Regions from separate parts of the Mus musculus genome. Here regions 2 and 3 are each linked to region 1. A link is a loop called in an ENCODE intact Hi-C map of the cell type or tissue named here. Cell type or tissue: heart. All regions are shown on one strand.

What was found. A loop is a pair of places that touch in the nucleus more often than their neighbours do. Peaks named below come from ENCODE experiments on the same cell type or tissue, not always from the same donor. Only the 100,000 strongest peaks of a DNase experiment are listed, where the experiment ranks them.
Region 2: a loop joins it to region 1, with 2.3 times the contacts of the local background. A loop is called at or near these places in 6 of 42 quality-filtered maps.
Region 3: a loop joins it to region 1, with 9 times the contacts of the local background. A loop is called at or near these places in 36 of 42 quality-filtered maps.

The regions. Positions count from the first base shown.
Region 1 is chr6:115,228,980-115,236,979 of GRCm38, reverse strand. It overlaps Syn2 (synapsin II), which reads right to left. Exons shown (of 13, transcript NM_001111015.1): 2 at 909-966. Among named protein-coding and RNA genes, the nearest start is that of Timp4, 19 kb to the left of the region's middle. In heart, no CTCF peak of the experiment used is centred here; DNase peaks (open chromatin) are centred at 4,219, 4,919 and 6,179; H3K27me3 peaks cover 5,826 bases.
Region 2 is chr6:115,357,167-115,365,166 of GRCm38, reverse strand. Pparg (peroxisome proliferator activated receptor gamma) reads right to left here and starts at 2,818. Exons shown (of 8, transcript NM_001308354.1): 1 at 2,750-2,818. In heart, CTCF peaks have their summits at 4,105 and 4,333; DNase peaks (open chromatin) are centred at 2,936, 3,356 and 4,136; H3K4me3 peaks cover 1,822 bases; H3K27ac peaks cover 688 bases; H3K27me3 peaks cover 1,909 bases.
Region 3 is chr6:115,533,035-115,541,034 of GRCm38, reverse strand. It overlaps Gm36355 (a long non-coding RNA gene), which reads left to right. Exons shown (of 7, transcript XR_869382.3): 3 at 1,851-1,988; 4 at 2,420-2,494; 5 at 4,072-4,176. Among named protein-coding and RNA genes, the nearest start is that of Gm36355, 7.6 kb to the left of the region's middle. In heart, a CTCF peak has its summit at 1,945 (motif pointing right); DNase peaks (open chromatin) are centred at 1,934 and 6,274; H3K4me3 peaks cover 567 bases; H3K27ac peaks cover 638 bases; H3K27me3 peaks cover 1,673 bases.

The DNA.
Region 1 (8,000 bases):
CAGGACAAGCATCTTCTTTCTTAGTCTCTGCTTGAAGTCCTGGGTTCTGGGTTAGGCTGCTGGGTTTCTGTCTCCCCTGTTCCTGACAGCATGTCAAACCCAGCATTGCCTTGCCTGGGTTTCTGGTTCTTCAGTCTACAACATATGGGTAGGTTTGTTTGTTTGTTTTTGTTTGTTGTTTTTTTTAATCAATCCAGACTATCTAACAAGTTGTTTTAAGAATGGAATACAGTCTGGGCATGGTGGTGTACTCCTTTAATCCTTGCTTTCTGGAATCAGAAGGTAGGCTGATCTTTGCAAGTCTAAATCAAGTTCCAAAACAGCCAGGGCCACTTAGAGAGATAATGTTGCAAAAATAAACAAATAACAGTAGTAATAGTATCCTATTATTCTGTAAATTCTAACACAGAGAGAAGGAAAAACTTGTTATTACTTAGAAAATATGTTATTTAAGCAGGCCATCTCCTCCCCACAAAGAACCTAATTTTCTATTACATGGAGCAAGAGGCAGAGGAAGGTAAACAAACAAACAAATAAACAAACAAACAGCCTTTCAAGCTCCCTGTAAAAACAATGGATTCCCTCTGAAGTGTACCCCTAGGGTCAAAGTAGGCAGACAATGAACCTAAAACATGTGTTCACTCAGAATCACACTGTCACCAACAGCATGGGGATAAGGTCAGTAGGCTAGGAAGACACTCCCCTTAGCTTCCTCATCTTGGAACCCTGCACTGCAAGAGACACTATTGAGAACCACACTGTTTGCCTCTGAACTGTTAAGTCAAGGAAATAAATGAAAAGCCCTATGCCAGGAGATGCACATTTGAGAACCCAGTGGGGGACTCTGGACAGTAAGAGATGGCTCACTCTGGGATGGTGGAGATCATGTGAGGCTTCATGTTGATTACCTGTTCCACCTTGATGTCATAATCTCCAAGGATTTTTTTGCCCCGAAAGCATTTGGCCCTAAAGAAAAGGAGAAGGGCACATGAATTAGTTTTGTGCAAGTGTGTGAACTCAGACATACAATCTCCTCAATAAGAGGACTACAGCAGATGGACCCCAGACTGAGAGTGGGGGGACTTGGGTTCAGGCTCTTGGTTTGCTACTGATTGCCATAATGCCCCAAGCAAGCCACTTCCTTTAAGCACCAATTTACCCACCTGCAAAATAATCCACAGTACCCTTTCACTTTCAACCTGTCATTTTATGATCTAATCTCCTGTATGACACAGCACACATACACACACACACACACACACACAGAGAGAGAGAGACAGAGACAGAGACAGAGACAGAGAGACAGGGTGAGAGAGTGTGTGTGTATGTCTAGAAATATGAATATCCTCCATATTGTTCTTGGTAAAGACTAGGCCAATCTTAAACACCTCTGATGTGTCCCTGTCTTCTAACCCTGTGTTTCACTCTATTTATAACTGTCATCAACCTGTACACTTTTAGGATTTAAAGAAGTTCCTATGGACAGGGTTGCATTTGGTTGAGTTTTTGGCTGAGAGGGTCCTGTGAAGATCCCCAGCCAACTAGGCTGATGCTAGGACAGATGGCTACTCTTCGCAGACAGACAGTGAGGTCCCATTGCAGAGGACATCCACACAGCTCATTGAACATGGAAAGGTTAATCGTGGAGCCTTCGCCCCTGTGTTCTTAGTGTCTTTGGTGCAGGAAGGTACTCTGTGGGTGACAGAAAGAGAATCATGAACGCCAACTGGACCACAAAACCTTTGACCTACAATCTGTCCTGCATGCAAGATGTTCTGGGGCAATCATGACACTGAACTTGTGGAAGTGGCCAACCAATGTCTAATTTAACTTAAGGCCCACTCCATGAGAGGGAGCACATGTCCAACACTGCTTGGATGGCCAAAAACCAGAGACTGGATATCCCAGAGACCTAGGGTAGAGCCAAACAAGATGTATCTTTAAAAAAAAAAAATCAATGAAATGATTCCTAATGGTATTCTGTTATATTCACAGATGCTTCCTCCAGCAGTAGATAGGAGTAGATGCAGAGACCCACAGCCAAACTTGAGGAGAAAGTCTAAATTAGATATCTCCATTGGGTCCCTACCCTTGGAGCTTGAGGAATCCCTGAAGAGGGGAGGGAAGATTATAGGAGTCAGAAGGAATGGAGGACACCAGGAACCACGGAATCAACTAAGCAGGGTTCATGGGGGCTCACAGGGACTGAAGTAGCAAGCACAGGCCTGCATGGGTCTGTACCAGGTCCTCTGTATATATGTTTTTGCTATTAGCTTGGTGTTTGTGTGGAACTCCTAACTGTGGGAGCGGGTGTGTCTCTGACTCTTTTGCCTGCTCTTTAGAGTCTTTTCCTCTGTTTAGTTGCCTCTCCAGCTTCAGTGTAAGGACTTTTGCCTTGCCTTTTTGTTTTGTTCTGTTTGGTTATTGTCTCTTGGAGGCCTGCTCTTTTGTGATGGGAGATGGAGGGGAAGCAGATATGGGGAAGAAGTGAGGTGAGAGAGCTGAGAGCTGGGAGGAGTGGAGGGGGGAGGGGACACAGTGGTTGGGATAAAGAGAGGAATCTTTCTTTCTTTTAAAGATGGAATCAGAACAGAATGAACGAGAGAGAGAGAGAGAGACAGACAGAGAGAGAGAGACAGAGAGAGAGAGGAGAGAGGAGAGAGAGATTGCTATTAATGCTTGATTTCTTCATATACATATCAGGAGAGCTGACAACCAAGGAAAACAGCTACAACCAAACATAAAACTCAGCCTGTATCACAGGGAAAACAAGTGATGCTGAGTTATGCAGTCCAGTGTCTTCCCAATCTGTCAGGTTGAGAGGAACTTCATCCTATGCATTAACGGCATCAGGCCTGTATGAGGAGACTACATTCTTGCACAGTTATATTTTCTCTTTCCTGCCTCTAATCTTCCTTCCCTCTATAAGATTTTTCTTCTCTGCTATTTTGGCTTTGTTCTCTGTTTGTAAAGATGGGCTGGGTACCTGCGCCTAGTAGACTAAATCATGCCTGCTTTTCCCCTGAGCTCTACATTCCCAACTGGCTTGTTCCATTGGAGGTTTTCTGAACCTCTTCTCAAAATAAAGGAATACACCAATATTTTATTTTGCATTGTGTTCTAGGAGCTGTATGCTAGTTGCTTATAAGAATATTTAATCCATAGCTGTCCCCTGAGAGGCTCTACCAGTGCCTGACAAATACAGAGGTGGATGCTCACAGCCATCCATTGGACTGAAAACAAGGTCCCCAATGAAGGAGCCAGAGAAAGGACTCAAGGAGCTGAAGGAGTTTGCAGCCCCATAGGAGGAACAACAATATGAACCAACTAGTACCCCCAGAGCTCCCAGGGACTAAACCACCAACCAAAGAGTATACATGGAGGGACCCATGGCTCCAGCTGCATACGTAGCAGAGGATGGCCTAGTCAGACATCAATGGGAGGAGAGGCCCTTGGTCCTTGGGTTCCATGCCCCTGTGTAGAAGAATGCCAGGGCCAGGAAGCAGGAGTGGGTGGGTTGGTGAGCAGGGGGAGGGAGAAGGGATAGGGGTTTTTGGAGGGGAAGCCAGGAAAGGGGTTAACATTTGAAATGTAAATAAAGAAATTATATAATTTTTAAAATGTTTGTTTGTTTGTTTGTTTTGAGACAGGGTTTCTCTTATAGCCCTGGCTGTCCTGGAACTCACTTTGCAGACCAGGCTGGCCTCAAACTCAGAAATCTGCTTGCCTCTGCCTCCCAAGTGCTGGGATTAAAGGCGTGTGCCACCACTGCCCGGCCTGTTTGTTTGTTTGTTTGTTTTAAAAGAATACTTAATCCTCATAATAACTGACCAGATAGGAAGAAAACTCTTTGAAACAAAAAAAAAAAAATTCAAAATTCTCAGGAAGAAAATGACATTTCCAAGGTCATTAGCATGTTAGTGGCACAGCCACACAGGACCCTGAGTGCAGTGCCCCATGCCACCCAGCACCATCTTCCTCTGCTGCTGTGTTCCTCCCGCTCTCCCACGCCATGGAAACTGACTTACCACATGTGCTGCACCAAGTTTTTTTTCCCATTTTTTTCTACTCAGAAGAGACTTAATGATGCTATAAGTACTTGTCCCACCACAAATACTTCCTTTCCTGGTTCCTGTCAACTTACTCAGGATAAGGCCAGGCTATTTCCTTTGCTCTATGGATTCTGGAACAGACCGTTCTAGGAAGTTGTCATTTGTGCTATCCAAGTCCCTGGCCACCCTGAAATTGCTCCTCTGAGGCACTGGGCCATCCTGGAGTTGGATCACTAAGTCCAACCCCCACCTCTGCCCTAATTCCTTCCTAAGTTTCACATCAGTTTGCTTCCAGGGCCCTGATCAACATTCATAGCTCAGCATGCCCCTGTAGCACATGCCACTCTCTTGACAGTTCTGTCTATGCATGGCACTGTCACTGCTCTGCAGATACTGGGCTCAGTCAGTCTTTGCTTATAATCATAAGCCGAACTAAAATAAATGACCAACAAGATGGCTTTTCTTTGGTTGTATGCCTGCACTGCTATCACAAATGCTCTCTTGATGCTTCCTCCTACCTTCAAGTCTCAAATAGCTTTTCTGTAAGATTAGTGTCAGAGACCTTCATTCCCTGTGAAGGTTAGCACTTTCAAAGGTTGTTCTTTGACATACTAGTTTCTCACAACTCTGTGAAGGAGCTAAGAGAGAATGCTTCCTGACCACTGGACTGCTGGGGAAACAGAAACCCCAAACAGTTCAACAGCATGCCGACTCACAGAAAACATCGTGAGTTAACTGAGAACTGAGGGTTTGCATCTAGATTCTACATGCTGCCAAGTTTTCTAACTTGCTCATTTATTTTGTGGGTTTTGAATAGTGATACTGGGGTATATTTATAGATCTTGGCTGGGATTATCTGCCACTTCCTGCACCTGCCCACTGACCAAGTTGGCTAATGGAACTATTTTCATGCCTTTCCTCCACCCCAACCTCGCAAGCTATCCTAATGCCTTTTCCTTAAGGTAATTTGTGCTGTTGGAAATCTCGGTTTGTGTTTCCTAGTTCAGGGTCACTGATTTTTTCCTGGCTAAGCTACAATGTTATCATCATAAAAGAGCCAAGATGGTAACAGACAAGGTGCAAACCCCTCTTCTAGAGGATGAACACATTGTTGAAGCAGCTGGGCCCTGGACCTTCTGATTAGTTTTCTAGAAATAATTTAATGGAATAAGTTCTATAACTTACTAGCAAATGACAGAAACACCTCCTGAACTTAAGGGGGTGCTAGCAGGAAGCAGTGTGCAAGGATCCAGAGGACAGATGCTCTGCAGCCTTGGCTGCACCCTTTCCTGGCTGGGTGGCCTTTGGAAAGAATCCTATATTTAAACAAATAATACCAAAGTTGTTTATATTGCTAAATTATTCAATCCATATTCAAAAACTACATAAAATGATAAAAATGTAAATGGTCCATTTTTCCATTCATCTCTTAACACATACAATCCCGCTGTCGTTTGCCAGCATGCCCTCCCAAGTAGGGTGGGGGTGTAAACATGACTGTGTGCTCTAAGCACACACATATGGCATCTTGCTACAAAAACTTTTTCGGGCCTTAATTTTCTCTCCAGAGTGTGTCTCAGTGATAGGCTTTTATGCACCCAGCAGTGGGATCCCTGTAACAGCTGCATGGAAGGCTCTCTCTATATGGTGGCTTAATGGATGTTTACTAGTGAGTAGATCTCCACATTCTTGGCTTTGCCTCACTGGTGCTACATGGTTTACATTTTAATATGTAGACATGGGAAATAATTTCTGTAGAATTCCTGATGCAAGAAATGGACACAGCTTCTTACAGAATTATCAAACTACTTCCCTCCTAACAAAGTTTGAAAGTTTGGAAATGTATTTCACCTACCTTGGTTTTCTCATACTATCCCTTACATAAGACGGCAACAGAGTAAGCACTTAGCATGGATTTCTGATTGACAATCTTATAAAATAATCCAGATTCATACCCTTGTGCTCAATCCTAAACAGAACCCAAGATGTACACCCTTGCAGCACAAACTAAAAATATCTGTATTGCCTGTGTTGTCAATTTCCCCCCATTGTAACATTTTCTTAATAAGCCTAGCAGCTGGGGATCCATGGGAGTTTAACAGCTTGCAGCTTCCTTAACGGGCCAGGTAATAAAACATCTCCCCTTATTACTAAAACGAGCAGAGGCGTCTAGATATAACTCTTGTTATTCAAGGAAAAGAATATCTTTAGTGGTGCATGATGGGGGAGGTGGGAGATGGCTTGCACCCAAAAGTTTGAGATTAACCTGGGCAACATATTAAGACTTTATCTCAAAACAAAAGAAAACAAAACAAATGTGGGTGGGGGAGCTAATGACAACTTAATAATTAGCAGTAAAGACTTGCTGAGAACCAAACACTAAATGCTTTATGTATTTTACCATATTTGATAATGTCTGGCATGCAGATGCTATGAAGAGAATTATGGGTATGAGAGTGAGATAAGAGATGGTAACAGATGTGTGTGAATATGGTCAGAACATATATCCATGTGTGAAAGTTTCATGCCAAAACCCATCATTACACATAACTAATATATACTCATAAAAATAAGTTTAAAAAAAGAAATGGTTGTACAAGCCTGCAATCCCACCAACAATGGAGGAGTGTTCCTCTTTCTCCACATCCACGCCAGCATCTGCTGTCACCTGAATTTTTGATCTTAGCCATTCTGACTGGTGTGAGGTGGAATCTCAGGGTTGTTTTGATTTGCATTTCCCTGATGATTAAGGATGCTGAACATTTTTTCAGGTGCTTCGCAGCCATTCGGTATTCCTCAGCTGAGAATTCTTTGTTTAGCTCTGAGCCCCATTTTTTAATGGGGTTATTTGATTTTCTGGAGTTCACCTTCTTGAGTTCTTTATATATATTGGATATTAGTCCTCTATCTGATTTAGGATAGGTAAAGATCCTTTCCCAATCTGTTGGTGGACTTTTTGTCTTATTGACAGTGTCTTTTGCCTTACAGAAGCTTTGCAATTTTATGAGGTCCCATTTGTCGATTCTCGATCTTACAGCACAAGCCATTGCTGTTCTATTCAGGAATTTTCCCCCTGTGCCCACTCCTCCATTGTTGATGGGATTGCAGGCTTGTACAACCACTCTGGAAATCAGTCTGGCGGTTCCTCAGAAAATTGGACATAGTACTGCCGGAGGATCCAGCAATACCTCTCCTGGGCACATATCCAGAAGATGCCCCAACTGGTAAGAAGGACACATGCTCCACTATCTTCATAGCAGCCTTATTTATAATAGCCAGAAGCTGGAAAGAACCCAGATGCCCCTCAACAGAGGAATGGATATAGAAAATGTGGTACATCTACACAATGGAGTACTACTCAGCTATTAAAAAGAATGAATTTATGAAATTCCTAGGCAAATGGATGGACCTGGAGGGCATCATCCTGAGTGAGGTAACACATTCACAAAGGAACTCACACAATATGTACTCACTGATAAGTGGATATTAGCCCCAAACCTAGGATTCCTAAGATATAAGATACAATTTGCTAAACACATGAAACTCAAGAAGAATGAAGACTGAAGTGTGGACACTATGCCCCTCCTTAGAATTAGGAACAAAACACCCATGGAAGGAGTTACAGAGACAAAGTTTTGAGCTGAGATGAAAGGATGGACCATGTAGAGACTGCCATATCCAGGGATCCACCCCATAATCAGCATCCAAACGCTGACACCATTGCATACACTAGCAAGATTTTATCGAAAGGACCCAGATGTAGCTGTCTCTTGTGAGACTATGCCGGGGCCTAGCAAACACAGAAGTGGATGCTCACAGTCAGCTAATGGATGGATCACAGGGCTCCCAATGGAGGAGCTAGAGAAAGTACCCAAGGAGCTAAAGGGATCTGCAACCCTATAGGTGGAACAACATTATGAACTAACCAGTACCCCGGAGCTCTTGACT
Region 2 (8,000 bases), 130 kb before region 1:
TGCTGACCTAGATAGCTGGGTAGGCTGTCTTTAGGATCTCAGCTCGGGTAAATTCAGGGCCCAGCTCTTATCGTTTAGGAAATCCAGGCTTGCTGATAAAAGTCTTAAAACCATACCCAAGACAAGCAAATAGAAACAAAGACTCATAACTTTAAGCTTCCCTAACTTTCCATACTTAGAAAGAACATAATAATTGGAGTAGTTAAGCAGCATATGCATCCATGTTCTAAACAGAATATTTGATTAAAATATTGATATGTACGTATAACTGAAGAGAAGTAGTAAGAATAAAGCTAGGTCTTAAGATAATGATTTAAGGATATACCATACCAGTGGTAGATATTATCTTAACATGAACCGTACATTTCGCCAAAGTATGGCCTATTGTGTTTGAGATCTCCTTATAAATGCAGTTGTGCTGGATAATTTATTAAATTTAATATATATAATTTAAAATAGATAATGTATAACTCTCAAAAACCTCCCCCTGTATTGTGAGAAAATTACAAGAAATGAACAAAAACCACCTTAGGGGAAAAAAAATTAATTTTTTTTTTAAAAAACCTCATATGCTATGAAACTAACTAATATATAGTATTTGAGGCTCCCTTGGTATTGAGACCAACATTTAACTGGCCTTGCTTTTTTTTTGGTCAACTTAATTCTGTTTCTAGTGACCTTTGTAAGCAATCATGCCGCTGCCCTTTTTGCTGTATTTAGGCGTTAAGAAAGTGAAGTTAAGTAATGGATAACAGGGAAATTTGCCACAAAAATAAGAAAAACAAGAAAGAAATTCACTTTGACAATTTGTGGGTTGTGCATATGTTTAAAATTACATACTATTGACTTAAATCAAATTGTCTTGACTAGTGTAGTATTTTTTTAAATCTTCTACCAATATTTACTTAGTGGAATCCTATGAAAGCAAAAAAAAAAATTCTTCCAGTATTTTTGCCTCACTTTATGACACAGAGAATATTTCCAAGTCCACATGACAATAAATTTAGCAGAAAGACACAAATTAGAATGGCCAACATGTCTTGCCATACGCACCGGGCACCTACAGACCCTGTGAAAGCTGTGAAAATATTCAGACTTTTGGGTAAATTATTTTAACAAAATTTTTATGTAAGTTTCCTTCTATTAGCAACCACTTCATAATTTGAAAAGTAAGTTAAATACATTGCTGATCCTTATACATGTTTTCACAGTGCCTTTACATATTCCCCACACAGAAGGATCTTGACAAGACTGATGGAATATTCTTTTCAGAGACTTAAAAGTAAAAAAAATCATTTATTTAAATATGTAAAACTTACTAACTGAAATCAGTCACTTGCATAATCCATTTCTACGTCAAAAATTTAAAGTCATGCTTTTCATATATGAATTTTAAATGTCATAGGGATTTTGAAACTAAAGATATGATTTTTTTTAAAGTGTAATTTGCCCTTTTCTGTTAAAGTGATTCTGAAAGATGTAGTGACATGAATGTTAGGAAAACCAGCTCCTTTAAAGGAAATATACTTAATTATTAAAAAATAGTTATCACAAAAAATATCAAAGTAGTCTTAAGTATTGATGTGTATAATGTTTCCAGGTCTTTTAGTTCTAATGTGTTTAGAAGAACTTATAATCTTTGAAATATAAAAGACCGAGGAAACAGCATCAAAAAACTCTTCGGCCTAGAGGCATCAAGAACTTCAGACTTCACCGGCGCCATTGTTCTTCAACAGTTTGAAGAGTTTGAAACTTTTACATATGAAAAAGATTTTTTTCCTTAAAAAGAAAACTGTCAACAATCTTTTCCCTTCTAGTGAGCTGCAAAAGCGTGAGGTGACCACCAGTTGCTCCTTAGATCTTCTCACTGAAGATATAGTTCTCAGCAAATTAAATATGAAGTAGCACTGGAGTGAGCAAATTTACACAAAACACACAGTAAAATAAAAATCGAGGGCTTTATAATATGTTTCACTCCAACTAAGGCATGACACTGAGTTAAAATGTTCATATATTAAAATTAATATTTCGGACATTTACTTTAGAGCAAATGTGGTTGAAGATAAGACAACAGAGAACTTATTTTAAAGTTGAAACCCAATCTTCTGAAATGCTGCTCCAAATGCTCGTAGTATCTATGAGTGCTTCTGTCAAACTTGCAAGAGAACTATCTCTTTGAGTAGTCATAGCGTATATCCGTTCCTACCCTAGCCAGGTTTTAAATCACAGAGCACCTGGAGTTAGTTACATTTTTAGTCAGCAATTGATCACTTAGCTATGGACGACAGGAAGACTCCCACAGAGCACCTGATATCTTTGGAAGACCTGCCCAAGTCCAAGACTAAGTTATTCATTTAATAACTCCAGTTAACAATTTGCTTCGTGCATGATAATAAAGAGTTGACATTACAATAATGAACTCCAAATCAAGAGGCTTTCCAACTGTTAGCTATCCTACAACTTGGTTCATCTGGTTTTGTTTTCAAATGATCATTTAATTTTACATTTTTGTCCTTCATCCTGCTAAAAAGGGACACCTTTTAGCCTCTTCCTCACAGAAAACTTAACTTTTCTTTTTTCCCTTCTGAAATAAATGGCACGACCTCCCCCCTATTAGCATCAGAAGCAAAGCAGATTCTTAACAGTACAAGAACACAGCCAGACCATCCTGATGTGTAAGAACTTGGGGGCAGTTTGGCCACTTCACTACACACACCAACAAAAACGTGATGACGATGGGGCCACTCACCTACTCAATGGGAGTTAAGAAGAATTTAGCGCTGCAGCCTTCAGATCCCCAGCAGAGGTCCAGGCCCCTTCTTGACCTCCTCGCGTCCCTTATATAAAAGCAGCCCAGGCTACTCCCAGTTTCTGCCTCCTCACCTTAGGCTCCTCCCCAATCCCAAGCCATAAAGCACCGGGAGCCACACACCCACCTTCCGCCCCCAGCACGAGGGCTGCCTACTCCCGTGAGCCGGGCCCTGTGCTCGCCCCCTGCTTAGATTGAAGAGGGGCACTGGCGGGGCGGGGCCTTGGCGACAGTGACCCCGCTTTCCTCACACCTGGTGAGCCCCGGGCAGGGGGCCGTGGGCCAAATCGCCTCCGTGATCACGGGCGCATCCTCCTCCCCACCCTCCGACCCCTAGAGCCTCAGGGCGACCGGTGGCTGCTGGCGAGCCCCTCTCTAAATCTGTCACCAGGATCCGCACAATGCGGTCCCCAACGCGGTAGTTCTGGAGACCTGGCTTTCCTGTCAGGGTCTGGAACAGGGGCAACCCTGTTCCGCGCTCACACACATGCCTGCCTGCGCACCCTCTCAGGGAAGCACTGTGGCCCTCCGCACCGTGCCGGTGCCCCTCACGAGGACAGTCACCCTGTCAGTCACACTCGGCTCTCCAGGAGGGTGACCGGTCCTCAGCCGAGACCCCTCACTCTGTCCCTGAGTCCGCGACCCCGCCCCGCTATCACTCTCTCGCTCTTCTCTTGTGTGACTTCTCCTCAGCCCGCGCGATCCCCTCAGACCCAGACTCTGTCACCTTGTCTGTCACATTCGGTCCTGTCAAGAGTTTGCCTTCTCCTCAGCCGGGGTCCCTTGAGTCAAGATTCTGTCACTTGGTCACTCTCCGTCCTGTCGGAGTGTGGCTTTCCAGCCCGTATCCCCTCTAGTCGAGACAGGGTTAGGCTGTCAGTTACGCAGCCCTGTCAGAATGTGACTTCTCATCCCGAGTCCCCTCAGCGGAGACCCAGTCACCTAGCCAGTCAGATCCAGACCCCACAAGCCGAGACCCCCCCTCACCTTGTCTGTCACACAGTCCTGTCAGAACGTGACTTCTCAGCCCGCGTCCCCTCAACCGAGACCCCGTCAGGCTGTTGGTCTCACAGGCTCCTGTCAGAGTGTGACTTCTCCTCAGCCCGTCCCCTCAGCCCGGTCACCTTGTCGTCACACTCGGTCCCCTCAGGCTGCGCGCGACCCAATACCCCAGCGCAGCGCCCCAGGTCTCTTCTTCCGCGTCCCTCCGGCGGGCCGCGTGGCCCGGGGCGACTCTGACCTGAGGCGGCGGCTTGGCGGGTGCTGTGCGTCGGTGAGGCCGACCCGACCCGAGCGCCCCAGGCGGCTGCCGCTCTGAGTGCGACGGGCCCCGCCTGGCCGGCCGCGGACCGGAGGAGCCGAGCCGAGCCACCCGGCCGGACCGGGGGCGGTGCCCAGGGTGAGGCCGGAGGCCCCGCGCCCGCACCCGGAGGCCGGCGCCCACGAGGCCCGCGTGGCCCTCCCGCGCCCGGCGCCGTGCGCTGGTTACCTGGCCGCCTTGCTCCTCACAGCCGCTGGGAGGCGACCCAGGAAGGTCCCGTGTCCCTCAGACCGATGTCCATGTCCATGTCTGTCATGGAGAAGTTTGTTTTTTTCCTAGATGTGCTTTTCATCTCTCTCTCTATATATATACCATATATATTTATATATCATACATAACATATATTTATATATCATATATATGATATATGATATATAATAGATACACACCCATATATATATTTATATGAATTAAGTGAATTTAGGATCTCCCTTTTTTCTTTTTTTCTTTTTATTTTTAATCTCAGTTTTATTTTTATTTTTAATCTCAGAATGTTATGAAGGCGAATGCCTTAATCAACAGACTTTAGTGCTAATCATTTAATTTCCTTTTAAAAAACAATTGTGTGTGTATGCACGTGAACGGAGGGAGAGGTGTGGGCTCCCCTGGAGCTGGAGTTACAGGTGGTTGGTGCTGGGAACCGAACAAGGGTCCTCTGGAAGAACACAAAGTGTTCCTAACCGCTGAGCAATCTCTCCTGCCTTCAAACTATTTGTTAACCTTGTTCACTGGCTTTTTAAAATTCTTTAGCACCATTTCTTACATAGGAGACCTTACACATAGGGTGGAGAGGGCCTGAGAATCTCTTGTTTTTAAGTTAGACTATTGGAGCTTCTTGCCTCGGGAGCCTGAAGCCCACATGATAGACAGTTCCTTTTCTTGCACTCTTTCAGCTCTCACAGTCATGATCTGTCCTAAAGATTCACATTCAGAAAGCTTGCAGTGTCCAGGACACCAAAGGCCGTTCTTTTATCCTTTTCCAATCGTAATGATGAAGACCTTGCTCTATGTTTTGCTCTCCTTTAGGAGGCACTGGCCTCTGGAAATTTATAATTATGCTTCTTGCTCAAGATGCTTCTCCACTCTTAGCATCCTTATCTGTTGGGAGGTAGGGAATTCTTTATTCTTCTGGTACAAACCATCCTCACCAGACATTTGTGAGTATGACATTATAAAGAAAGTTCAGAGCTTGAATCAACAGATTCATGTCCTTCCACATTTTTTTTTTTTTTTTGGTTTTGGTTTTTTGAGACACAGTTTCTCTGTGTAGCCCTGGCTGTCCTGGAACTCACTTTGTAGACCAGGCTGGCCTCAAACTCAGAAATCCTCCTGCCTCTGCCTCCCAAGGGCTGGGATTAAAGGCATGTGCCACCACTGCCCAGCATCCTTCCACTCTTAAGTCCTCAAATAATAAGACACAGGTCAGGTTCATATAGGGACTCTAAAGGCCATGTTACTAACCATGCAAAGACTCCATTTCCATGCCTGTCATTAAGTGGCCATGTTGACTTGGGTCAGCATCCCACACTCAGTGAGAAGTATGTATGTATGAAGTATGTAGTAAGTAAGTAGCCAACTTCTTGCTCACCCAGGAGTTTCAATCTACTTTTGTTTGGTTTTTGTTTTGTGCTTTTGATTAAACTTTTTGAAAAGGTCTTGCTATATCGTCCTGGCTGGCCTTGAACTTATTGTTATTCTCCTAAGGCCAGCCCATCCCTTGTGTCAGTTTAACATCTTTATTGAGATATAATTCATATAATCTAAAATTCAAATACCATATCTTCAAAATCCCCACATTCAGTCTTGGCCTCTTTACAAAATTGTGTCATTATCACCATAACCTAATTTTAGAACATTTTTATCAACCTATAGAGAAACTTCCTCCTCATCCTCCTCATTCTCATTGGCCCTTGGTTCACCATCCATGTACTTTCTGTCTGGATAGACTTTTCTACCCTAGATATTTTCTATAAATGGACTCATACAATACAATGTCTTGTATGATTGGTTTCCTTTGCTTAGCATGATGTTGTCAAAGCCCACCTGGGTTGTAGCTGGCATTATTTCCTTCCTTTGTCTGTTTGTTTGTGATAGTGTCTCTTTATAAAGCCCAGACTAGAATTTGTAATTCTACTGCCTTCAGTGGGTTAGAATTAGAAGCATGCCTGACAGTATTTTATTTTTATATTACAAAATAATATCCTATTGTATGATATAATAAATGTTTGTTCATACAACTATTTAGGCTGGCTTTTTTAAATATTCACATGATTGTATGTGCACATGTGTATGTGTAGGTACATGTAGAGACCAGAGGTTAATACCAGATGTCTTTCTCAATTGCTCTTCACGTTATATTTTATTGTTTGTGTATTTATGTGCACCACATGTGTGGTTGAGTCTGCACATATCAAAAGAGGGCATTTATTCTCTGGTACTGGTGTTATGGGCAATATGAGTTACCACATGAATGCTAGGAACTGGGCTGGGTCCTCTGCAAGAGCACTATGAATTCTTACGTCTTCTTAGTGGTTGAGCCATCTCTTGAATCCTTCATCTTATTTTTATGGCAGAGTCTCTCACTGAACCTGGAGCTCCTTGTCTAGACTATCTGGCAGTAAGGCTCAGGGATTTCTCCTGTCTCTATCCTCCCAATACTGAATTACAAGCTTGTGCACCTATCCCCCAACCTTTTTATGTAGGTCTTGGGGATCAAACTTTCAAAGCAAATACTTTACCAACTGAGCCATAACCCCAGTTCTGCTCCTAGATCTTGTGCATTATAAATCATGCTACTATGAATAGTGATGGGCAATACTATTTGTGTGTGTGTTTTCACTTCATTTCATATATGTGATAACAATATGTCTTTAAGAAATGTAGACATTACCTGTATAAATGAGAAACAGTGTTTTATTTTTCCACTAGCAATGCATGAGGGATCTAATTTCTCCACATACTTGTTAGCACTTTATAATATCTTTAGCTGATCTAGTAGGAGCGAGTGCATCTTTACTGTTTTGATTTGCATATCCCTAATGACTAATTACATTGAACGTCTTTTCATGTAGCCATCGGCCATTTATGAACCTCATTGAAGAGAAAACTATTCATGTTTTTTGTCCATTTTGAGATCACTTTGTTTTTTTAATTTTATATGGAACAGTTATTTATATGTTATGTATACAAGTCTCTTTTGAGATATACAATTTCCAAATGTTTTTACCCATCTATAAGGTGTCTTTTTCTTTAAATCCATTTTGTATATGTGAGTGTGTATGTATGTATGTATGTGTGTATATATATATATATATATATATATATATATATATATATATATATGAATGATAAGAGCTTGTTATGTAGCCATGTAGCCCAGGCTAGCCTCCAACTAGAGATCCTCCTGTCTCAGCTTTCTGAGTCCTGGTGATTACTGGTGTGAGTCACCATGCCCAGGATGTCTGTCCTTTTATTTTCTTAATGAAAAGCATAAGCTTTTTTTTAAAAAAAAAACAAAAAACAAAAAACTTTGATCTATTTTAGTTTTAATTTTACTTAATTTTGGTGTCATATTAAAGATAACTGTAAAAATTCATTATTTGGTTTAATTCTGAGGGTTTTTGGGGGGGTGGCCCTTTAATATAGGTATGTAATCCATTCTGAGATAAGTTTTATATATGATAATAAGGTGAGGGACAATCAGCTTTTATTGACAGAAATTTCCATAATTCACTAACAGCCATGAAGGAGAAATTCCACCACAGAGAACTCATAAAAGGTGCAAAAGTTTAGAGCTGATTTGAATTGTTTCTAAATAATTTGTCTCCTGAATCAAAACTGCTTATTTTCAAAGTGTCTGTGGCTAGTAAG
Region 3 (8,000 bases), 300 kb before region 1:
AGTTCTGGGAATGTGTGTAGGGGAACGTTCTGCATAAACAAAAGTTATTTATTTATTTTTTAGTGGAGGTAGGGAGATTTATGGAATCTTAGATATCTGTCAGTCTATCAATAATCTATCTATCCATCCATCCATCCGTCCATCTTCCTATCTAACTCTCTATCTCTTGAGACAGGGTTTCTGTGTGTAGCCTTGGATGTTCTGGAACTCGCTTTGTAGACCAGGCTGTCTGGAATCAAGATCCAGCTGCCCCCACCTCCCGAATGCTGGGATTAAAGGTGTAAACTATTTTTGATAGACTAAAACAAGCAAACATTTCTATCAGTATAAAGGACATTTGTCTACTACATAGTAAACACAGCAGGAAATGGACATCAAATCTTTTGTTTGTTTGTTTTTTGTTTTGTTTTTCCAGATAAGGGTTTTTCTGTGTAGCTCTTCCTGTCCTGGAACTTAACTCTGTAGACCAGGCTGGCTTCAAACTCAGAGATCTACCTGCTTCAGCCTCCTGAGTGCTGGGATTAAAGGTGTCCCAACTGTCTGGGGACACCGAATCTTAATGTGAGTCATGAACAGAACCAACACATAATTTTTTAAAATATATTTTTTTAAAAAGTTGCCCCCCCCTCCCACGTACTTTTTGTTGGGGGTGAGGGTGGGGGAAGGGGAAGGGGTTTGAAACTGTTAACTGTTAAGTTTCAAATTTGGGACAATAGGCTGAGGTGCCTATTTAACATATCAAAGTAGACCTGGCCACCAGGTTCTTCCAGCATCCCTTAGTCCCTACCTGTTACAGGATATGGCTGCTATGCCCCTGCCCTCTACCCTGAACTCTCCAGCCCAGGGGCTGGGCTAGGGCTGCCCTTTTCCCAGAGACTCTTCCCTATGTAACCCAGATATTTTGGTTACCTGCCTCTCCTTTTGGGCCTTTGGCCTCCTGGCTGTTGTACTTGGTTCCTGTCTCTCCTTTTCCCTCCCCCCTCTCCCCATATGGTTCAGGTCATGACCACTTTGGACTCTCCCAGATGTCTCTGCCTCTGGCTATCTCTCCCTTATATCTATAATAAACTTACTCCTCCACCATACTTAGGAGCAGTTATAACCTTGTCTTCCTCCCTCCCTGCCTCTCTCTCTCTCCCTTCCTTCAGTTTCTTCCTTTCTTCCCATTCAGAAACCGTCTGATGTTGCTGGCTTCAAACTCTGCATGTAGCACAGAATAACCTTGAACTCGGATCTTCATCTCCCAAGTATTGGGATTATAGGCATGAAATTTGGTGTATAGATTCGACAGTTTTCAAGGCTGAAGTTCGAGGTCAACTAGATGATGCCCTGTGTTTTATCTAGCCATCCTGCTCACCTCTACTATGGCCATTGTGTGGTTGTCATAGCACGCCTGTGAGTTGGGTGCTATCACCTCTGTCTCTGTTTCGGGTAGCTGGGACCAGAGCAGGCTCCATGGACTCCCAGCCTCAACGGCCTCATGGGACTCTAGGGCTTAGCTCAAACACCCAAACAACAAGCATGCAGTGTTGGAAAAAAAAAAAAACCAAAAAAAAAAAAAAAAACCACGACTCTGTTAAGAGTTGGTGGGAGGGCAGGTGATGGCGGTGGGGCCCTTGATGGACTAGGAAGGCTTCCTAGAAGAGCTGGCTTAGAAGCTGGGGGCCTGATGGTTGTCTGGAGCACAGGGCTGGCCACAGTGAGAGGCTGGACTCAGCTTGGAGGTTCAGGGAGGAGCTGGACCTGGCCGGGGCAGGAGGTCGGAGTCGAGATAAGGCCGGATAGGCAAGGTGGGGCGGATTGTGGAGGAGCTTGAATTCCAGGCTTGGCTTTCGGACTTTACCCCGCAGACAATGGGGAGCCGGCCGCATTTCTGAGCAGGGCTGGGCAGACCCTGTCGCACCATTGTTTTCCTGAGAGGCCGGACCCTGCAGTGTTGCATCTCAACCACGAGATGGCGGCATTTCAGCAAATTTCAACCACTCCAGGTGAAGCCTTGTGCTGATGGGCACCATCTTCAACTAGAGCTGCGGAAACACCAAATCTACCCGACCCAGGATGCGATCCAGCTTCATCCTGCTGGCAGAACAAGCCTTCCTCAGTTTTGAGGGAGAATCTGTTGAACCACAGAAAAGGAGAGGCCCGTGTTGCTAGACGCCCTATGACCACTCGACCACTTTTCCGGGGTGGGGGCCACTCCTGTTTCACCTATAAACAAGGGTTCCGCATTAACTTGGGGCCACGTGGTGAGGGGCGAGCAGCGAGCCCTCGAGGTTTGCTGGGCCTTTGCATGGTATCCAGCTGCTGCCTTTAGGCTATTGTGGTTGTCAGAAAAAAATAAAAACCCAACTAAAACAACCCAGATCACCATAGTATTATTGAAGAAGTCACCTGGCCCATTTCCACTCCTTTTTTTTAGAGGGACAGGAGCTTGATCCTTTTCAAGATCCTCCAAGTTAGAGATCAGAACACTGGCTTCACTAGATGCAAACAGGTAAGTGACTTGTCCAAGGTCACACAGAGCTGACACTTGCTCGAGGCGATGCTGGATCTCAGGTTTATTATGCCCACCTCTCTCTGCCTTCCTTTAACAGCCTAACACATCCTATTGTGGGGCTAATTTCTTAGAGAAACTTGTGTGTACTACTCGTAGACATACAAAGATCTTCTTTTTAAAACCGTGTCTGCATATGTGTCTTGTGTATCGGTTTGTGCACAAGAGTGCGGGTGCCCAACCAGGCCAGAGGTGGGATCCCCCTGGAGCTGGGGTTACAGGCTGATGACTGTGAGCTGCCCGACGTGGGGACTGGGACTGGGACTCTGCAGGACGGAACAGTGAGCGCTCTTAATCACTGAGCTGTCTCTCAGCCCAAATGCCTTTTTAAAGAAAAATATTTTATGTATATATGTATGTATATATGTATGCATGGGTCAAACTGCTTGGCGAAGCCAGAATGGGTTGTTGGATCCCCTGGAGCTGGGGTGACAGGCAGTTGAGCCACTGGTGGAGGTGCTGGGAATAGGACTCAGGTTCCAAGGCAGAGCAGAAAGCACCCTTACATGCGGATCCCCCCTCCAGCCAGACTTCTCGTATAAATCAAAATGTGGCATGTAGTTGAGTGTGCATGTGTGTGCCTGTGCATTCGTGTGTGCATGTTTGTGTATGTTTTGAGAGAAAGAGCCTAACTGTTTCTCCCTATATGGATGGCACAGTCATAAAATGCGCCATAGACACACACTGTACAGCATCCTTAGAGTAGAATACTGCATGGCAGTAGGCTGTAAAGGTGAACAAACTAACTTACTAACACGTTTCTCCGTCAGCGTATTGATAGGCAAATTTTAAACACATGATAAAGATACAGGATAATATATAACCTTATGAAAATTAAAACACAATGTATCACGTATTGGATGTACATGTAGATATGTTCATATACCAATGCCCAGTCATCTATGGTGCCCAATTGGCAGGGGATAAAGGGGCTTTAATTTTGCCTCTAATGCTTCATTTCTTAAAAACAAAACAAAATCCATGGAAATAAATCTGGGTGGTGGGTATGGAAACCGATCGCCATATTATTTCTCCTGTTATTTATGTGAATACAAAAGCTGCTTCAGGGAGTACACATAAGCCAGACTTTCCTGCCTGGGGTCGGAAGGTGGTGGTAGCACTCTGAGGCCTGAGGATAGCTGGGAAGGATGAGACCCCAGGTCTGGTCCCAGGATTTGTAGTTAGTGAGGTCCCATTCATGAGCATTTGCAGGGAGGGCCCAGGTATCCACCCCTGCTACTGTCACTCCTGCAGGGAGATAGGTACATCTCAGTGACTGCTGGCCTGCCTCAGGGAGGACACAGGACAGAGGAGGCCAGGGCCAAGTAGTTCTGTCGTGGAAGCTGCTGTCTGGCAGTGGCTACACGGTGAGCCCACTTCCCCTCTGTCCTTTGCTTTGGTCATTTTCTCTGAAGCTGTGGTCACACGTGACCTTGCTGGGCGGCACCCACTTTCTAATGCCAGGTGCTCCAGCCAGAAAGTAAACCCAGTTTTCACATTTGCTTTTTGTCTCCCAGGGTGGTGCTGACCGGCATGCAAAGTCCTTGAGCGCTGGTGTTCTACTGATCATGATGGAGAAAGACGCAATCAAGTGACCTTCTGTGCTGCGCAGGGATGTTTTGGTCAGTGGCAGATGAAGGCAGTAGGCTGCGCGTTGGTGTGTAGCAGGCTAGAACACAGAGCCTTAGCATGCAGCAGGCTGTATCATATATAGCTTTCATGTGTTGCAGGCTAGAGTTTGCAGCCTTGACATGCAGCATGCTAGACCATAGAGCTTACGTGTGAAGGCTGGGTGGCTGAGGCATGTGTAGCAGAGTTTGGGGCGAACCTTTTATAAATGAATAAAACGAACCCTTTTATTTATTCCCCAGAGCACATTCCATTCTTCAGTGCACAGCGGTGGCCTTCTTCTCTTACCTTTTCCCCCTTCCCACTTGTCAGTCTGTGACAAGTGTCATTGTGAGCTGAGTGTGCCGCTTTCAGGGCTCATTTTTCTGGTCTTTATTCTTAACCCTCAGGGTTTGCGGGTGTGGTGTCCCCTGCTGACTCGTGTATTTGCACACTTGGTCTCTGCCCAGTGGCTGTTTTGGGAGGCCATGGGACCTGAGGGAGTACTAGAGCTAGCAGAAGTGAGTCATGGGGTTCCTGCCTGAGCCTTTGCCTCCTGGTCTACCATGGTGTGACAAGCTGCAAACACCACCGCAGACCTGGCCACCATGCCTGCTGGGCTTTGTTCCCTGAAACTGGGAGCCAAGATAAGCCCTTCCTCTCTTAAGTTGCTTCTTCCAGGAGGGGTTCTTCCATAGCAGCAAGAGCAAGCAGCATGTGGTCACCTTGCCTCTCTTAGTAGATGATATTCATTCTCGCCATTTCATTCATTCATTCATTCATTCATTCATTCAACTTATCCTTTTCGGTCCTATTTGATTTATTGTATGTGTATGGGTATTTGCTGGCGCAAATATATATATATATATACCACAGGTATGTAGTGGGGCTAGAAGAGAGTGGCGGATCCCTTAGACCTGGAGTTACAGGCACTTATGAGCTACCATGTATGTGCTGGGCACTGAACCAGGGACCCCTGTGAGAGCAGTCAGTGCTCTCACCCAGCAAGCTGTCTCTTCAACCCCCTATCTCCATTTTAAAGATGAGGAGACTGAGAGTCAGAGCAACTGGAGGTTAACAGGGAAGAAACAACCAATGTCACATTCCAGCCGTGGCCCCAGTTGCTGCGGCCCTCTCACTGTGCGGAAATTGCACTACTATCTCTGCACACTTTAGAATATCACCTCTCTCTCTCTCTCTCTCTCTCTCTCTCTCTCTCTCTCTCTCTCTCCCTCTCCTCCTCCCCCTCCCTCCCTCCCTCCCTTCCTTTTTTTCTTTTTTTTTTGAGACAGGGTTTCCTCTGTGTATCCCTGGCTGTCCTGGAACTCACTCTGTAGACCAGGCTGGCCTCGAACTCAGAAATCCGCCTGCCTCTGCCTCCCGAGTGCTGGGATTAAAGGCATGCACCACCATGCCCAGCTTTCTAAACTGGTGGTATAAAGAATGCTTGTCTTGCTTTCTCTCTCAAAACCTAAGTGTTCTTTGTTCCTGGTTGCTTTTGTCTTGCTTGTGGCCCCCCATGGGCTATAATTTCCTGGGTGGCTAAAGAACTCTCTTCTCTACTCACAGGACAGAGATCTAAAGCTTCCCTGCTTATCTGAGCACACTCACCTCATATGTCAAAGGTCTAAATTCCAGGCAAGCCAGTGACAATGCTCCAGTCATCAGATTTGAAACCAAATTTCAGCAAAGACACATTTGCTGCCAGAAAGCAAATTAGTCTTTTCTTTTCTCTCTCATTTTTTCCCACCCAAACATAACATCCTCTTAAGAAATATGTCCGATCTGCAATATTTACTTTCCCTTATTTAATAACAGGAAAGGCTTTGCTGCACTTTTGTTGATTTTTGCATTTCTTATTAAAATTCTTAAGGGGCTTTTGGGGGAACTTAATCAGCAAAAAAAAAATGAGGAGAGGAAAAAAAAATTCCTCATGTGCGGTCCCCAGGACTGGTGAATGGAGGAAGCACGCTGTTTGTATAAGGGCTGCTGATGGAAGAAGCTAGTCACGTGCTCCGGAACCTTCCTCAGACTCTTTCCCTTCTCTGAGCCCTTCTCGGCTGTCTATGGAGCAGGGCCAAATGCCATGCTTTCTGCCAAGAATTTCGAGCTGGTGTCATGTTCCTTGCCAGGTTGGGACAGACACAGATGTTCATGGAATATCCAGCATGCTGGCTGCAGGAGAGCTCAGTTTCCCCTTTTCGCATTGGCAGAGAAAGAGATTGAGGTTCAGTACCTCTTGTCTAGTCCCTCTTCAGCTTGCTCTCATCGCAACTAAGAGGAAAGGGCTGGCAGTAGTCACACACTCCCAACTTGACTGTGCTCCACAGCAATTCTCGGGGACAGGGAGATGACTCCTAGTTGTAACTTGTTCTGGGTCACACAGCTATAGGATAGCAGAGCTCGGTGACCGGAGCTGTACTCTACCTGGTCATCACGCGTGTTTATTGGACCTTACTCCACGGCCTCATCAGACAGCATAATGCTTTGAGTATAGCGTGTCCTAAGTTTTAGAATTTTATAACTACCACCCTTGCTTCCTGATAAGGGCTTCAAGTAGCTTCAAGATTTTAGTTTTTATATTTCCATTCTAATAGAAATAATTATGTTAAAGTTGTAAGGTTTCGCTCGATTGTTTGTGGATATGTGTATGGGGTGCTTGTGTGGGAGGTCAGAGGACATCTTGCAGAAGCTGGTTTCTTCCGTCCTGCCATATGGGTCCAAGGGATTGAACTTAGTTGGTCAGACTTGCCTGCAAGTGCCTTTACCCTCTGAGCCCTCTCACCAGCCCAGGAATAATTATATTTATAAGCACATTATGACATCGTTTTACTGTTATAATTTATGCATGGTTCTCAGGAAGAAGACTGCTTTACAGAGTCAATGGCCCTAGAAGACAGTGAACTCAAGGTGCCTCTTACACAGATGAGGAGACAAGTCTAGACAGGCCAAAGGATCTGATACCCAAGGCTGTGGCAAACTAGAACTGCAATCTAAGTCTCTAAGCCTGGAAGGAAAAGTTGAGGCCCATGCAGTGAGGGATTGCCTGGTGTCCTTAGGAGTTTGCATCTTTTCACAAATGGACACCTGGAAGGCTCTGTGTGTGTGTGTGTGTGTGTGTGTGTGTGTGTGTGTGTGTGACTCAGTCCAGCTTGGACTGTGGAGGTCTGGGGTGGAAAACAAGCCAGAGGGCCCAGGCTGAGCGGAAGAGGCTGTTACAAGCTGCAGGCAAGAGAGCCTCAGGCTTGCCCACCTTACATCCTGTTTCCTCCCAGCTCCCTGAGCAATCTTTCCACTTACGCTCACCCTCCTCCCAGAGCTCCTCTCTGATTCCTGCTCTCTCTCTGGTGCTGGGATTTGAACCCAGCACTTTATACTCGTTAGCCTTTTATTTTTCCCACCCTCTTTGCACTCTCAAGGGATTCAGTCACAGTGAGTCTTAACCTGCCAGAGGTCAGAGAGCTGAGTGGTCTAAAGACTAAGGAAAGAAAATCACACAGGCTCTGTGTACAAGTGCTCTGTGCAAGCAACACGGCATGGCATTTCACAGACCCCAGCCCTGCTTATGTTTGTGAACAACCAGGAAGGCAGACACCCTGAAGGTATCAGCTGTGCTTTGTAAATGTCCTGGGAATGGGTGTGCAGCTGAGGCAGGGAGGGGAGCCTGAGAGGGGACAGAGAGATGGCTCAGTGGTTAAGAGCACTGGCTGCTCTTCCAGAGGATCTGGGTTTGATTCCCAGCACCTACATAGCAGCTCACAACCATCTTTAACTCCAGTTCTGGGGAGAGCCAATGCTGTCCTCTGGCTCTTGAGAGTGCCAGGTACACACATGAAGC